Regions from separate parts of the Homo sapiens genome. Here regions 1 and 3 are each linked to region 2. Evidence: read pairs that join two places in POLR2A ChIA-PET (ENCODE). Cell type or tissue: OCI-LY7. All regions are shown on one strand. Links, peaks and the distances in the headings refer to the core of each region. The heading gives the core; the rest is flanking DNA.

Region 1 (5,923 bases), core at 388-5,387, 130 kb before region 2:
AACTCTAGAAATGTATCTGAAAATAGAGGAAATTGATAGCTTTCTAGTAAAATATAACTTAGCAAAATTGAGCCAAGTAAAGGAAGAAAATCTAAACAGATCAATGCCCACGGAAGAGACTAGAAAGGCAATTTAAATCTAACAGTTGAAAAAGCACCAGTCTCTGGTGGTTTTGTATCTGTATTCTGTTACCCTTTACCGCAGTGCTACTCAGCTGGTTACAGAACTGTTTGCTACCAGCCCGCAAAAAGTTAAGGAGCTTGCACTGGAACATAAATCAGTATATTGCTTCCTTCATCAACAAAGTCTTTGCTAAAAAACAAAAAACAAAACTCAGCTAAATAGTACATTCGAGCTAAATAGTATGTTTGATTTATACTTTAGTGCCTGCAGAACACATTTTGAGTAGCATTGCTTTATGAATAGATAATTTCTGTTATGTAAACTCTTTCAGGCTATAGGAAAAAAACCACTAAAAATCTCTAAAACATTGTATGAAGGCATCTCAATCTACAAATCTAAATAAGATACTAACAGAAAAAAAAGAAAGAAGAGAAGAGAAAAGGAAGGAAAATAAATACTCTAGATATTAGAGATTTCATAGAGAACAAGTCAGAGTATTGGCTGGAGGAGATTATGGTTTAGTGGAGGGAGACTGGGCACAGTATAAAAACAATATGCTGGCAAGTACTACTAAGAAGATAAAATAGGGAAATGTGGTGAGTTACTGGGGTGGGGAAAATCCACTTTAGCTGCTGTAACAGAGATCATCGTTTTTTGAAAATATAAAAATTTAAATAGTTAACACATGCACTTTGTACAAAATTCAAAAGCTATAAAAGTCAGGAGAGGCTGCCAATTTGGGGGAATAGGTGGAAATTCCAAATAGTTCAAAACGATTGTGACACTTGAGAGAAGGAAGAGCTGGGGGTATGGGTTATGACACTTCTGCCCAGCAGCCTTCCAGGTGTGCAGTCCCTAAGAGCCTACAGCCAGGACCTAATGACACTGCATTCAGAAACAATTTAAATTGCAGGAAACAGTTCATTGCCAGTTGTTAATTTATTGCTAGATGTTACTGTTTTTTTAAAAGTGTTTGGGGGAATTGTTCTTCCTCAAAGTGAGAGACGAGCATGTGTACAGGGTATAGAACTATAGCTTTTCTGGGCCCATCACTGAAAAGGGAGCAGTGGGAGAAAGAGAAGAGGACCCATAGGCATTGCACACCTACTGTGTCCCATGCATTTTGCTTGTGTTACTTCCGTTCATGCATATTTGGAAGCCTCTATTCTGAACAAGAGCCCCTTACCCCACTGAAGATCCAAACTAAAGCCGCCTTTCACAGGAACCACAGCAAGAGGCAGCCAGTCAACTGCTCCTGTGGGAGAGAGGGAGGGAAGGGGCAAAACAGGGGCAACAGCATGGGCTGAGAACTTCTCCAGCCTCAGTTCTCCCATGCTGCCACTCACTACATTGCCTCCTTGTTGAACCATCTAAAATTCCCCTCCACACCATTTAATTTCCCCCTCCAACAAAGACCCTCTCCTTGACCAAACCTGACTCATGCTCCTCTGAGCCTTCTTCTCCACTTAGACTCCACTAAGACCTTGGCACCTGTCCTGTCTTTGGCCTGCCTAGCCCAGTATGAACAAGAATATTGCTAAGTCAGTTTAGGGAGAATTCCCTCCATTTTGTGGTCTGATCACCACTGATACCTGAGCAAGTTCCTCATCCTCCACCTTTGATGTCTAAGTCCTTGGCTTTCCTTCAGTGAGAATCCTGCTAGTTCAGTTTAGCAAGAATCTCTCTACCCTTGATGTCTCCTCCTAGTAATTTTTCACCCACCAACCCCGTCACTCTGCTCCTTGACTATAAGTATCCATTTGTCCAAGCTGTGTTCAGAGTTGAGCCTGATCTCTCTCTCCTATTGCAATAGTCTTAAATAAAGTCTTCCTTATAGCATTTCAACAAGTGTCAGAATGACTTTTTTGTAGTGCCCCTACACCTTTGTATACCAGAAGCCCCTAAAATGAGCCTTTGTCATTGTCCTACCTTCAGGCCAGGAAACTGATCAAACTTGATCTTCTCTGCAAATTTACCATCTTCTTTTCCCCTTACTGTTAGTCCATAGCGTAGCATTTACCTCTCAGATTGTCTCTGACACCCTTTAGCACAAGGATTCCCTTATCCATTTTTTTCTTTTCCTTTTTTTTTTTTTTTTTTTTTTTTTTTTTTTGTTTGTTTTTGAGATGGAGTCTCGCTCTTGTTGCCCAGGCTGGAGTGCAATGAAACGATATAGGCTCACTGCAACCTCCACCACCCGGGTTCAAGCAATTCTCCTGCCTCAACCTCCTGAATAGCTGAGATTACAGGCACATGTTACCACGCCCGGCTAATTTTTGTACTTTTAGTAGAGATGGGGTTTAGTCATGTTGGCCAGGCTGGTCTTGAACCCTAACCTCAGGTGATCTGCCCGCCTCAGCCTCCCAAAGTCCTGGGATTACAGGTTTGAGCCACCCTGCCCGGCCACTTTTTTTTTTTTTTTTTTTTTTGAGACAGCATCTCACTCCGTCGCCCAGGCTGGAGTGCAGTGGCACGATCATGGCTCACTGCAGCTTCGACCCTCCTGTAGTCAGGTGATCCTCCTGCCTCAGCCTCCCAAGTAGCTGGGACTACAGGCATGCACCACCACACTTGGCTAGTTTTTGTATTTTTTTTGTAGAGATGGGGCTTCGCCATGTGGTCCATGCTGGTGTCAAACTGCTGGGCTCAATGATCCACCAAACAGCCCCTAGACTGGGGCTTAGCCTTGGAGAATTATTGACCTCACCCAGGAAAAAATTCAAAGATGAGCTGGTGGTGTTAGACAGCAATCTTTTATTGAATGGTACTGCTTCTTGCAGAGCAGGGCGAATTCATAGGCAGTGCACCCAGAGTCAGCAACATATGGGCACTTGGAAACTGTATTTATACTCACTTATGCCCACTTTTAAGTATATGCAAATTAAGGAAAGGTTAATGCAAAATGAGATGGGTTATTTAGAACTTCTTGGAAAGGGATGGTAACTTCTGGGTCATTGCCATGGTATTTATAAACTGTCATGGCACTAGTGGGAGTGTCTCACACTAATAAGCAAGGAGGGCAGGTAGGGAGCACTTTTGTTGCCATCTGCTGGTTTTGGCCAGTTTCTTCACATTATCCTGTCTGAACTAGATCCTATTTTCGTCAGCAGGGTTGTGACCAGAAAACAAGTCCTATCAGTCTCCTACCTCACTTCCCCCTTAGAAATTAGATACACTTCCTGATTTTTTTTTTTTTTTTTTTTTTGAGATGGAGTTTTGCTCTTGTTGCCCAGGCTGGAGTGCAGTGGTACAATCTCGGCTCACTGCAACCTCTGCCTCCTGGGTTCAAGCAATTCTCCTGCCTCAGCCTCCCAAGTAGCTGGGATTACAGGCGAGCACCACTACACCCGGCTGATTTTTGTACTTTTAGTAGAGATGGGGTTTTGCCATCTTGGCCAGGCTGGTCTCGAACTCCTGGCCTCAGTTGATCCACCTGCCTCAGCCTCCCAAAGTGCTGGGATTACAGGCATGAGCCACTGTGTCTGGCCAAAGCCTCCTAATCTTAAGGGGGCTGCAGAGGGGTGAAGGTCCATCTTCTGTAACTACTTCTTGCTGATTTTATGGGCATAGACCCCGCCTAGTATTGGCAGTGTAAAAGTCTCTGGATACCTGACCTAAGAGGCCCAATGGCAGGATGTTTTTCTTTTCCAGGTCCAAAGACCGGATGAGTTGGAAGCCTTGTGCTGGCATCATCTTTATGTGGAATCTAGAAGATACAAAGTTTACGAGGGAGGCTAAACAAGAAAATTACAATTAGGAGGAAGAGAAAAATTAATGCTCCTACCCCCACCCACAGCATCCTGTTATTTATCTATGTGCTTGCAAAACAACAGCCTTAAGTTTCTAGGTTCATAAATGTAGGTTGTGGTGTGCTCCTTTTATGCCCATGGGGAACTCATAAGACACAGGTTTAATCCTGGACAGGTGTACACAGCTAGTGACTCTCTGAAGCTTAACAGCAGTGACAGTATTTATCAATACCTGAAGGGGCCCTTCCATTTTGGTTTTAACTGATGATCAGGGGATCTTTTTTTGAAGTTTTTAGTAACACTAAGTCTTCTGATTGAACCGAGGAGCTATTTATTTTTCTCTGTGGGAAAGGCCAATACTTTATTTTCAAAATTTTTAAAGACCTTTTGAACCTGGCCTAAATTCCAAGGGAAAGGCATAGTGAGGCAGCTGACTCCCTGTTTCCTGTCATGGCCTGAGTTACTTTTTCCATTTTTTTGGCAGGGGGAGGGATTCTCTTTGGCCAGCAGACTTAGAGTCCAATGACTTGTAGCCAATTAAACATTCTAGGCCAGATAGAAGTGGAGGTGGGCATGTATTCATTAGCCCTCAAAGCCCTTTTAAGCAATATAAGAGTCAAAAACTGGCCAGGCGTGGTGGTTCACTCCTGTAATCCCAGCACTTTGGGAGGCCGAGGCGGGTGGATCACGAGGTCAGGAGATTGAGACCATCCTGATCAACATGGTGAAACCCCATCTCTACTAAAAATACAAAAATTAGCCGGGCGTGGTGGCATGCGCATGTAATCCCAGCTACTCGGGAGGCTGAGGCAGGAGAATTGCTTGAACCAGGGAGTCAGAGATTGCAGTGAGCCGAGATCAAGCCACTGTACTCCAGCCTGGTGACAAAGTGAGACTCCGTCTCAAAAAAAAAAAAAAAGAAAAGAAAAAGAGAGTCAAAAACTAAAAGCCAAAAATAAAGTTATATTCAAGGAAAACCACGAGCATAGAATTAAGCTGTATTCAGGAAAAACACTGGTCCCGCAGACCTCTAAGAAAACACTTTAGCATCAGATCACAGCAACTGTCAGAACTGCAGGAGAAAAAGTCACAGGAGCTGATGAAAAAGCTGAAGGAGAGAGTTACACAAATTTGAAAAGCTTTCAAAAGAAATATATCACAGAATGGAAAAGCAAAAGTTCTGGTAATTTAGCAAATGAACACCTAAAGAAAACCCAGTTTCAACACATAGGCTTTTTTTTTTTTTTTTCTTTTCCTTTTCTTGAGACAGAGTCTTACTCTTGTCACACAGGCTGGAGTGCAATGGCACGATCTTGGCTCACTGCTCGAACCTCTGCCTTCCTGGTTCAAGCGATTCTCCTCCTCAGTCTCCCGAGTAGCTGGGATTACAGGCTCACACCACCACGCCCAGCTAATTTTTGTGTTTTTAGTAGATACGGGGTTTCACCATATTGGCCAGGCTGGTCTGGAACTCCTGACCTCAGGTGATCTGCCCACCTTGGCCTCCCAAAGTACTGGCATTACAGGTGTCAGCCACTGCGCTTGGCACATAGATCATTTTCTAGAAAGTCTACCACAAACAATTTCCCATCAATCATAGCCAGCTTAGTCAAACACTTAACTCCCCTCACAAATTCCCCTTCATGAGCCCCTCACAGCCCACACAGACCGTCCATGACATGTCTGGACCCTCTGACCCATCCTACGTCACCTCCCTCCCAAACACCAGTGACTTTATTCTAGTACAAGAATCTACCACACAAGATTTCTCGTTACACAAGATCATTTAAAAATATATATATTCCACCCCACCAAAAAAAAAAAGTCTTCTATCCATAACTCACCACATATCTCTCTTTTTTATTCGCAGATTCCTTTATATTTTGAACCTCCCTTTTAATAATTTCTGAATTGAACAAGTTATTCTTTTTCACAATAAAGAATATATATCTTCCCTGGTACATTATATATAAATTTAGAAAGCAAAGAATCCTGAACTATCAGATATTGACATTCTATAGATGAGAACCACTCTATAATTTTAAGATTGA
Region 2 (5,923 bases), core at 149-5,148:
TGTTTAAGTTGAAAGCAAGAGTCCCTGAGTATAAAGGAAAAACAGCAAAACAAAAAGCAAACAAAAAAAAACTGCAAAAGTCTAAAATACCCATTGGTGATGTTTTTTAAAAAAATCTTGCTTTCAGCTTTCAGGAGTTAATATTCTTTGTTTTAATTTGATAATTGGATATGGTTGATTTATATTGGGTTTAAACTGTGGAGCTTTCATGTTTACTGTAATTTAGTCTTAAAATATTTTTTACTTAGTAACCAGTGCTTTTGATAATGTGGTTGGCAACAAACCAGCAACTATTTAGAAGTGTCATAAGAGTTCATTCTTTGAGTATTGGGAAAGTTAATTCAGATCCTACTCAAAAAGCATCTTCACATATTAAAAGATTCAGACAGGGATCTGTGTAGAGGAGTAATTTGCAGTTATTTAACATAAACCTGATTTGCAGTGATCTCTAAGTAATTCTGCAAAATCCGGTATTACTATGTCAAGTTATTGCTTTTGGTAAATTGTCTGACCCAGTTATTAATGAAAGAATATGGATTTAAAAATTTTTAAACTAAATAATTTGTGCTGTCACAGAAATGGTATTGTTGCTCTTGTTTACTGGGTATAATTTCCCAATGCATTGATGTGAAGGGATAGAAAATCTAAACTAATTTAGTTATCCATTGGGGGGTGTATTTACTGTGATGAAGATGAGACAGATGCCATCAGAGCTTTGTGAATCAGCTGGGGTGTTTTCACTGATAAACAACACATAGCAGGTGTGCATTCATTACAAATATATGTATCTGCCAAGGTGGAGCCACTTTAAAGAGTGAGTTTTGTCTTGTATCTAAAGTGGATACAAGCGTATGTTTAAACTGCAAGATTTTTACTTGCTAGAGAATCTGTTTTAATATAGTGGTTTGGCCTCTGATTATTTATAGGTTTTATAAATTTTAGAATCAATTTCTCTTTAAGGTGGCTCAGATTTTTCAACTCTTGTGCACATAAAATTGAGTTGAAGTTCATTGTGCCTTTTTTTCTTTATCCAAATTTTGAGTTAAAGCTTCATATGGTAACTGCATCCTGTTCGGACACTATAGTCTAAATTTTTGAAACTGTGTGGTGTTCGCTAAAAGTAGGAATAACAACGTAAAAGCTAATTAAGGTCACAAACTTCGGTGAAACCCTTAAAAGTCCAAATCTTCTTGATATTGTGAACCGTACCCCTTCCAGTTTAGTTTCTTCTGGACTTTCCTTACTTAACTGACAGTTACCTTTTAAAATTTGCACACATTATGATTAAAATTGGGCCTCTACTGTGATGATTCCTATTTCCTCTCATGTTTTAAAGTGCAAACTAACATTTAAGTGAACATTAGCATCAAGTAGTGCAGACACTTGTATGCATTTCCTTGATTCAATTTGTGACCTTACCAGTTTTGAATTGGAATTGCACCATTTCGTAGATAAAGGAAACTAAGTATATTGCTGCACTTTTAAGTTTTCAAAACAGTGTTTAAAAATTGCATTGTTATTTTTTTTTAAACTCAGTTTAAAAAGACTAAAACGTTCTTTCAAAAGAGGCATCTAAATGTGTTCCTAATTTTGTATATGGGCTTAGGTTTTGTAACCAATAAAAAAAGCTGCTATCAAATATGATAAAACATTGAAAACTTATTTCTGAAAATAACTTGTTTGTTTTCTGTATGGTTAAATTTAAATTTGGAATTATTTTTTTAAAAATCACAATGGAGGTAAATCATGAATTACTCTTTTACTGTATTTTAATATCTCCTTCACACCATATTACTGAACTAAACTGGAGTCTGTTCACCTGGCACAGTTAGGCCAAACATTCATAGCAAGGTTTTGCAGCAGGAAAAAGGAGGGCATTTATCTGCAGGCAGGGCACCAAACAAGAAAAATGAGGCAGCTCACACTTAAGACCCAACTTCCCTCATGGCTTTACAAGCAAGGGTTTTTAAAGGCAGGGGTGAATTTCAGGAAAGCATAAATTACAGGCAGAATTGTACATCAGTACACAATGGTTTGGCCTAGAAAGGTGGGCTGTCTTGAAGCCGAGGGTGGCAGGGGGTGACTTATAGGTCATAGGTGAATTCACAGATTTTCTTATTTGCAGTTGATTAAGGAATCAAAGCTTTGTCAAAAAACTTGGGGTCAGCAGAAAAGAATGCTAAGTCTGCCCCATGGGCGTGACTTCCTATAGGCCCCTCAGGAAGACATTTAGAACAAAGAATGGCAGTCAGAGCTCAGTCCTCAGTTCCCCCTTCCCTGGCCAGTGGACCATTTGGTGGGGGTCCAGGTGTCTGAAGAACAACTCAGGGACATATGTTAAGATGTTATCTTTAGTTTCTATAAGGAACCAAACATCCTGTGACTTCCTTGGCTGTTGTTTTAAGCTACTATTACTCTCTTGCTTATCAAGTTTCTTATTTATTCATAGGGCTAGCTAGGTGCCTGGAATTTCCCTTGAAGGAACTCAAAATTTTCCTTTATTTCCATGCTTGGTGGGGCACCTGGCAGGCCCTTAAGAGGGGTTCCTCTTCCATCTCAACTCTAACAAACCAGGATGATCGATAATAATGCTAGATTTGAGACTATTCTGTGACAAATAAGAATTGCCAAAATCTATATTAGTTTCCTAAGCTGCCATTACAAAGTACCACAAACCAGGTGGTTTCAGACAATAGAAATGTATTGTCATCCACTTCTGGAGACCAGAAGTCTGAAATCAAGGTGATGACTGAGCCATGCTCTGTCTGGGGACTTCGATGGGGATGATCCTTCCTTGCCTCTTCCTAGCTTCTGGTGGTTCCTGGCAATCCTTGGCATTCCTTGGCTTGTAGCTGCATCACTCCAGTCTCTGCCTCCGTCATCACATGGCATTCTCCCTATGTGTCTCAGGTTTAAATACTATAACTTAGAAAAAGTCCATTTATTTGAGATGATGGTATGATTGTGACTGATGAAACAAAAACTCAAACTTTAAGACCTGGCTACCCCTTGAAAACATGTAACTATGGAAAATAGTAATCAGAGCAAACCTAAAAGTTTTAACCTGTTAGGTAAAGTTTATGGCACTAAATGAAATCTTGCATTAACTAAAAGAACAAAGGAGCAGCCAAACTTTTGAGTATAGAAATGTTTACTTTTGTATAATGCCACTGCAAATTACTTTTAAAAGAAGTTGGTGTATAAGTAAATGTGATAGTACTCATACAATCTTGCCATCATTTCTTTCAGAAGGGTCATCCTGAAGGGCGTGGTTGGTGGCAGACACCTGTAGCTCCAGCTACTTGGGAGGCTGAGTCAGGAGGATCACTTGAGCCCAGGAGTTTGGGAGCAGCCTGGGCAACATAGCAAGACCCCATCTTTAAAAAAATTCTATTTTTATATGAAAAGAAAATTTTTTAAGAAGCGTCATTCATCCTTTTCAGGGGATTAGTTAATGCGGATAAACAAGTAAACAAGAGCACCTGACATTCATGAATGTCCGTTGTCTTACAGTGATGGTTAATTTTTTAAACCCTAGTTAAACTGGGAAAGTTTACTTAACTCTTTTTGGGGGAAAGGAAATATAATTTCTGTATATGAAGCTGTGAGTATAAATGTTGTTTAGATAGCTAAAAAACAGTGATAGAATGATTCTCCAAAAGTGCTATATACAATGTGTGGGAAAAGGGATGTGGGAATGCAACCTAATGCCACTGTTTGCCCATAAAATCCCTCAACTAACTTAGGCCTAAATTGTTTTTTTGTTTTTTGAGATGGAGTTTCGCTCTTTAGCCCAGGTTGGAGTGCAGTGGCATGACCCACTGCAACCTCTGCCTTCCAGTTTCAAGCGATTTTCCTGCCTCAGCCTCCCGAGTAGCTAGGATTACAGGCGCCTGCCACCACACCTAATTTTTGTATTTTTAGTAGAGACAAGTTTCACTATGTTGGCCAGGCTGGTCTCAAACTCTTGACCTCAAGTGATCCGCCTGCCTCGGCCTCCCAAAATGCTAGGATTACAGGCGGGAGCCACAGCGCCTGGCCTAAATTGGGGTTTTTTAAACCCTGCACTATTGACATTTTTGGCTGGATAATTCTTTGTTGTGTGTCATCTGCCCTGTGCAATGTAGGATGTTTAGTAGTATCCCTGGGCTCTACTCACTAGATAGCAGTAGCACCTCTCTCCTCTCCCCAAGTTAAGACAACCAAAAATGTCTCCAGACATTGCCAAACATCTGGGGGCCCAAAACCATCCCTGATTGTAAACCACTGTCCTAAATCAATTCCTATAGAAAACTCCACTCAAATGAGACAGCCTAAATCATGACTTTTTTGTTGTATGAACAGTCCCAGGCTTTCCTCAGATGCATAAGATGAAGAAAGGAGACACAAATGTGCCTTTTCTTCATTCTGAGTTTTAGGAAAAATTGAAGGCAGGCCTAACCTAATTTCCCAAATCATCTGTAGGAAACTCCAGGTAGTACTGAACATCTATTTCAAGGGACTTGGGATAAAGAAATAGAAATATGGAGCAACTAGTTACCTCTTAAATTTATCCTGTGGCTAAAAAACAGGGTTGTAAAACAATCAAATGTGTTAATTGCCCAAATCTCAACACCCTATGGCAGTGTTTTTCAAACACTTGTAGTTGAAAATCTTTAAGTTATCTAGGGAAAACTGGAGTTGTACTAGAAAATCATAGCATAGTTTGAAGATCACTTGAAGCATTGTTGAGAGATTGGCCTCATCAGAAAACTTACAATCATCTATTAAATTATTAAAAACAGAAACTATGGCCGAGCCATGCCATAAAGAAAGTATTCTCTGCAGGGAATTTCTTCTACAGCATCCCCCTTCCCTACCCTAGCAAATTGCCATACACCTTCTTGAGGAATTCCCTTAAACTGTGGTACCCAAAGATGCATGGGGCCTTGTGCCAAATAGTGTGAGAAACCATAAGATAAGGAACACTTTCGTGGGACAGCAACTTTACTAGGTGGTAAGTAAAAGTTTTATTGGTAATACAAGCCAAAGTGTTATAAAGTATACATTTTACATATTTTAAACATAAAATCTGATTTTTGAGGCAGGGTATTTTATGGAAACATTCCTGCAGGAGTAAGTTAGAAGAGCTTGAGAAACAAGGTACTCATTTTGAGGGAGCTTGTATTTATTGGCTAGCTTTGCTTGCTACAAGATCCTTTCTTAACCTGGGTGCAGTGGCCCACACCTGTAATGCCAGCACTTTGGGAGGCCCAGGTCAGTGGATCACTTGAGCCCAGGAGTTTGACACCAGCCTGGGCAATATAGTGAGACCTCATCTCTACAAAAAAAATAAATAAATAAAATAGCTGGGCCTGGCGGTACATGCCTGTAGTCCCAGCTACTTTGGAGGCTGAGGCTGCCATACACTGGACCCGAGATCGTGCCACTGCACTTCAGCCTGGGCCACAGAGTTGAGACCCTGTCTCAAAAGAGAAAGAAACTTAAATTTCCATCATTGTAAATTAACTGTTTTTGATTGGGAGTAGACTTTGTTATTTCCAGATAGCAGAGGAGACTCATCCATTTTTTAAATCAGCTTTCTTTTACTCGAACACCCCTTGCATTTCATCCATTCTCATTATAAAGTCATTGCTGGACCTGGTTCCTGTCAGCGTGATGTACTCCAAGGATTCCAACAATAAGGAGTGTGGTGTGACTGGTTTCTGAGTACTTTGGAATGAATGGGAACATTCCATTATCTGGACTTTTGATTCTATTAATGTGGGGGGAGTCTTTCAGTTATTTTACCAGCTTCATCATAATTAGGTTTGTGATCAAGTCACACCCTCTTTATCATCAGCTCTCTTTAACCCAAATCGTTGGGCATCTACCCTTTTCAACTCTAAACATAAGAATAAATTTCATATTTACTTCAGCCTAG
Region 3 (5,923 bases), core at 365-5,364, 72 kb before region 2:
CTGCTTACAATTTTTTTTAATTACAGGGAATATTTATCAGCCGCCCCAAGTGTTGATAAGCAACACAGATCCAAGTGCATAATATGGTATTAATAGGATAAAAAATTAGGACATTGGTAATTATATCATCGAAAAAATCTTTGAGGCAGATTAATTTAGAAAGGACTTCAAATAATTTAAGTACTTCTCAGAATAATTAACATTAAAAAATTACAGAAGTAATACACATCAGTATTTAGCTTGATGAGTTTTGACAAATGATTACCTCCTTGTAACCACCATTGCAATCAAAATGTAAATATTTCTGTCTTCCCAAAAGTTCCTCCATATCCCTTTGCAGTAACCCCTTCCTGTCCCTAACCCTTAGGCAAATATTAATCTGCTTTCTTTCATTGATCAGCTTGCCTTTTCCAGAATTTCGTTTAAATGTGATGACAATACATACTCCTTTTGTGTCTGATTTTTTTAAAACTTAATATTAACATTAATATTTTGTGTACCTAAAGTTCATTCTTCTTAATTGCTGACTCATATTCATTATATGAATATACCACAACAGTAGGCCATTTACCTACCGTTGGCCATTTGAGTTGTTACTAGTTTTTGGCAATTGTAAGTAAGACTGCTATGAATATTTGTTTATAAAGCTATGTGTATGTCTTTTGGATCAGTACAAGTCTATGTGTTTCTCTGTTGTATCAATACCTAGGAACAGAGTGGCTGGGTCATATAAGTGTGTATTTAACTGTCTTTATTTATTTTGAGACAGAGTCTTGCTTTTGTCACCCAGGCTGAAGTGCAATGGCATGATCTCAGCTCATTGCAGCCTCTGCCTCTTGGGTTCAAGCAATTCTCCTGCCTCAGCCTCCTGAGTAGCTGGGATTACAGACGTGCGCCACCATGCCCTGCTAATTTTGGTATTTTTAGTAGAGATGGGGTTTCACCACGTTGGCCAGGCTGGTCTGGAACTCCTGACCTCAGGTGATCCACCTGCCTCAGCCTCCCAAAGTGATGGGATTACAGGTGTGAGCCACTGTGCCCAGCCCAACAGTATTTAGAAACTTTGAAATTCTTTTCCAAGGTGGTTGTCCTATTTTACATTCACCAACAGTGCGAGAATTCTAATTGTTCCACATGCTCACCAATACTTTGTTTTGCCAGTCTTTTAAATTTTCATTATTTTACCAAGTGTGTAGAGATGTCTTATTATGGTTTTATTTTGCATTCTTCACATTCTCTTGATGAAGAGCATCTGAAAAATCCACAGCTTATGTCATATTAATGGTGTAAATGTAAAGCTTTCCCCCTAAGATCAGGAATAAGACAACCGTATTCATTGTTGTTCTTCCTATTCAGTATTGTACCAGATTTTCTAGCCAACACAATTAGGCAAGAAAACAAGATGAAAGATAACCAGGTTGGAAAATAAGAATTAAAACTCTTTATTTGCAAATGATATGATCTTCTGGATAGAAAATTCTAAAGAACTCACTTAAAAACTATTAGAGCTAATAAATGATTTCAACAAGGTTGCAGGATACAAGATCAGTATACAAAATCAATTGTATTTTAGTATACCAGCAATGGGCAATCTAAAATTAAAACAGGCCAGGTGTGGTGGCCTATACATGCCTATACTTCCCAAAATTTAGGAGGCTGAGACAGGTGGGTTGCCTGAGCCCAGGAATTCAAGACCAGCCTGGGCAACATGGCTAGATCCCGTCACTACAAAAAAAATACCAAAATTAGCTAGGTCTGATGGTGTGTACCTGTAGTCCCAGCTACTCTAGAGGCTAAGGTGGGAGGATCACTTGAGCTTGGGAAGTCAAGACCACAGTGAACTGTAATTGTGTTACTATGATGAGCAGTAGAGCCTCCAGCCTGGGTGAGACTAAATAAGCAACAGAGTGAGACCCTGTCTCAAAAATAAATAAAATCAAAAATTTAAAAAGCTGGGTGTGGTAGCATATGCCTGTAGTCCCAGCTACTTGGGTGCAGAGGAGGGAGCCTTGAGCTGGAGAGGTTGAGGCTGCAGTGAATGGTGATTGCGCCACTGGCACTCCAGCGGGGGTGACAGAGTGAGACCCCGTCTTAAAAAACAAAATAACAATTTTGTTACAACAGCATTACAAAGAATAAAATGCTCAGGAATAAATTCAGCAAAAGTGTAAGACTTATTTTCTTTATCAGGAATTCATTGTTTACTGAAAGTTTAAGACTTGTATGCTGAAAACTACAACTTCATTGAAAGAAAGATCTAAGTAAATGGAAATATATTTCATGTTCATGGATTGGAAGAGTTAATGTTAAGCTGCAGTAATCTCCAAATGAACTAAGAGATTCAATGCAATTTCCCATAAAATCCAAGCTGACTTGCCTTTTTTCTTTTTTTCTATTCTTTTCTTTTGGCTTCTTTTTCTCTTCCTCTTCTTTTTTTTTTTTTTTTGAAATATCAACAAGTTGATTCTGAAATTTGTATGGAATTGCAAAGGACCCTGAATAACCAAAGCAAAACTTGAAAAATAAGAACTAAGTTGAAGGACTCATATTTATATTTAGCAATTTCAGAATTTACAGAACAAGCAAACCTATAGTAATTAAGACTGTGTGATACTGGCATAAGGATAGACATATGGACCAATGGAATAGAATTGAGAGTCCAGAAAGAAACTTTCACATTTACCAGTTATATTTTCGGGGGTTTTTTCTTTTCTTTTTTTTTTTTTTTTTTGGTAGGTGGGTAGGTCAATTGATTTTCAGCAAGGGTGGCAAAACAGTATTACAAGGAAGGAATAGTTTTTTTTTTTCAACAAATGGAACAAATGACTATCCACATACAAGAGAATACTGGAGCCTTACACAGTATGCAAAAACCAACTCAAAGTTGATTAAAGATATACATGTAAAAACTAAAATGTGTAAACTTCTCAGAAGAAAACATCTGTGTAGATCTTTGTAACCTTGGCACTGGTTTCATAGTACCACCTTAAAAGCACAAGTGACAAGAGGAAATATAGGTAAATTGGACTTTATCAAAATTAAAATATTTTGTACTTCAAAATACGCCATCAAGGAAGTAGAAAAGTGGCCAGGCATAGTGGCTCGCTCACACCTGTAATCCCAGCACTTTGGGAGGCCAAGGTGGGAGAATCACCTGAGCCTAGGATTTCGAGACCAGCCTAAACAGTGTAGTGAGACCTCGTCTTTATAAAGAATTTAAAAATTTGCCTGGTGTGGTGGTGCACATCTGTAGTCCAAGCTGCTTGGGAGGCTGAGGTGGGAGGATCACTGGTGCCCAGGAGGTTGAGGCTGCAGCAAGTGGTAATCATGCCTACCTGGGCATCAGAGTGAGACCCTGTCTCCAAAAAAAAAAAAAAAAAAAAAAAGCAGCCCACAAATGGGAGGAAAAAATTGCACATCATACATCCATTAAAGGTACTACTTAACATCCAGAATTTGTAAAGAACTACAGCTGAACAATACAAAGACAGTCTAGTTTAAAAAGGGGCAAGGACTTGGACAGTTCCCTGAAGGAGGCATACAAATGACCAACAAACACATGAAAAGATGCTTAATGTTATTAGTCATTAGGGAAGTGCAAATCAAAAGCAAGAGATATCATTTCACGTACACTAAAATGGCTAAAATCAAACAAATAATAGCATTGGGAAGGATAAGTAGAAATTGGAATTCTAATACGCTTCTGGTAGGATGTGCAGCAACTTTAGAAAATAGCAGTTCGAGATGTTAATCATAGAGTTCCCATATCACCTAGCAATTTTATTCTTAGGTATGTGTCCAAAAGATGAAAAACACGTACATGAATGCTTGTTATAGCATTATCATAATATCCCCAAAGTGGAAACAACCCAAATGTCCTTGAATGGAAGAATAGGTAGATAAAATGGGGTATGTCCATACAGTAGAATATTATTCAGCAATAAAAAGGAGTAAAGTATTTATACATGCTACAGCATGGATGAATCTCAAAAACATGCTAAGTGAAGAAGCCAGACATGAAAGTCCACATATTATATGATTCCATTTGTATGAAATGTCCAGGCAATCAAATCCATTGATACAGAAAGTAGATTAGTGATTGCCAGGGGTTGTGGGAAGGAGCATGGGGAACAAATGCTAAAGGGTATGTGATTTCTTTTTGTGGTGATGAGAATGTTCTAAAATTAGGTAGTGGTGATGGTTATACAACTCTGTACTAGAAACCACGGAACTTATCCTTTTAGGATAAATTTTATGGCGTGGGCATTATATCTGAATAAAGCTGCTACTAAAATAAAAAGGAAAAATACACCTAATAGTAGCATAAATTACCTAGTTAAGTCATTTTCAGAATGGAGTTTATGTAGTAAAAGTAACGTGGCATTCTGGCTTCTAGTAATGGTGCAATACTGTAGAGTTACCTTCCTATAGATAACAATGATAATATCTGGACAAAATACATTAATTTTTCTTTAAAGGTACTGGAGAGTGATCAAAAGCAGACAAACTGGAGGAGAGCCTATTCTTAAAACATAACTATCTTGTGAAATTCATGAGTTGGTGGGTTTTTGTCTGAGGGTGCTCTGTAATCCTCCTGCTACTTGGTGAAGAATACCACAACCTTATTTGCATGAAATGTAAGGATACAGAGTTCTGGGCTAACAGAACAGCAAGAAACTTAGTGGGTAAATCCTGGAAGAGAGGCAGCTACAAAGAAAGTGAGTCCAAAAAAATTCGCATATAAGATCTGTCCAAATTCTTGGCAGTTTTTAAATACTATGCATGCAGTGGTGGCATGTGTAGTACATGTATGTGTGGCACACAAGTTGGGTTCTTGACATTTAGTAGGTAGAACATTAACTCTGAATAGATTGTTTTAAGTTAAAGTCACAGTTGTGATCCCTAGTGAGAAATCTCAAAATTAAAAGATGAACCTAAATGCCAGGAGAGGAATATCTAATGGAATGCTAAAAAAAAAAAAAAAAAAAAAAAAAAAAATTGATTAACCCAAATGAAGACAGGCCGGCAGGAAGAGAAATAAAAAACAAACGAGATGATCAAAAACAAAAATACCATAATGAAATGCCTGATTTCAACAATATCAGTCATTATGATACATTTAAATTGACTAAAGCATCCCGATTAAAAGGCAGAGATTGTCAGACTGGATTAAGAAGCAAGACCCAACTGCATACTGTCCATTTTAAATACATTTTGCACTATGTAGTGCATTTTGGCTACAGTGCATATTGGCTTCTATGTAGCAGCTTTTTTTTTTTTTTTTTTTGAGACAGAGTCTCGCACTGTTGCCCAGGCTGGAGTGCAGTGGCGCGATCTTGGCTCACTGCAGCTTCAGCCTCCCAGGTTCAAGCGATTTTCCTGCCTCACCCTCCTGAGTAGCTGGGATTACAGGCACCTGCCACCACGCCCGGCTAATTTTTTGTATTTTTAGTAGAGACGGGGTTTCATTATGTTGGGCAGGCTGATCTCAAACTCCAGACCTTGTGATATGCCTGCTTTGGCCTCCCAAAGTGCTGGGATTGTGTAGCAGCATTTTAAATACAAAGACACAGTTTGAAAGTAGAAAGATGAAAAAATATAATAGTGATATGTACATTTTGGACTATGTAAGGTAGGTTTGTTGTTGGTACTCACATTGTAACTTAGTAATAAAGCACAAGTTTTAATGAATGCTTTATATAGGTATACTTTACTTTGTACAGTAAACAAGTCATATTTTGTAGATGTTCAGTAAGGACTTGTTATGGAAGGTACTTTCACTGTACTGTCCCAGAGATAGATTGTGATATCCTCGTTTCCTAAGTGGGGACTCTGGGGTTCAGAGAGGTTAAGTAATAGGTTCAGGATCACATAGCTAGTTAGTGACAGAGCCACTCTTATGGTCTTTCCATTGTGTAGCTCT

The links. ChIA-PET counts read pairs that join two places held together with the same protein. Peaks named below come from ENCODE experiments on the same cell type or tissue, not always from the same donor. Only the 100,000 strongest peaks of a DNase experiment are listed, where the experiment ranks them.
Region 1: POLR2A ChIA-PET joins it to region 2 with 9 read pairs; 5 of 35 experiments call an interaction of 5 or more read pairs at or near these places.
Region 3: POLR2A ChIA-PET joins it to region 2 with 6 read pairs; 8 of 35 experiments call an interaction of 5 or more read pairs at or near these places.

The regions. Positions count from the first base shown.
Region 1 is chr13:49,825,944-49,831,866 of GRCh38, reverse strand. No RefSeq gene overlaps it. Among named protein-coding and RNA genes, the nearest start is that of KPNA3, 36 kb to the right of the region's middle. In OCI-LY7, for the core only: a CTCF peak has its summit at 3,137 (motif pointing left); a DNase peak (open chromatin) is centred at 3,186.
Region 2 is chr13:49,695,046-49,700,968 of GRCh38, reverse strand. It overlaps KPNA3 (karyopherin subunit alpha 3), which reads left to right. Exons shown (of 17, transcript NM_002267.4): 17 at 1-1,649. Among named protein-coding and RNA genes, the nearest start is that of EBPL, 6.5 kb to the right of the region's middle. In OCI-LY7, for the core only: no CTCF peak of the experiment used is centred there; a DNase peak (open chromatin) is centred at 2,268; H3K27ac peaks cover 748 bases.
Region 3 is chr13:49,767,643-49,773,565 of GRCh38, reverse strand. The region is part of intron 1 of KPNA3 (karyopherin subunit alpha 3); the gene reads left to right. Among named protein-coding and RNA genes, the nearest start is that of KPNA3, 22 kb to the left of the region's middle. In OCI-LY7, for the core only: no CTCF peak of the experiment used is centred there; no DNase peak of the experiment used is centred there.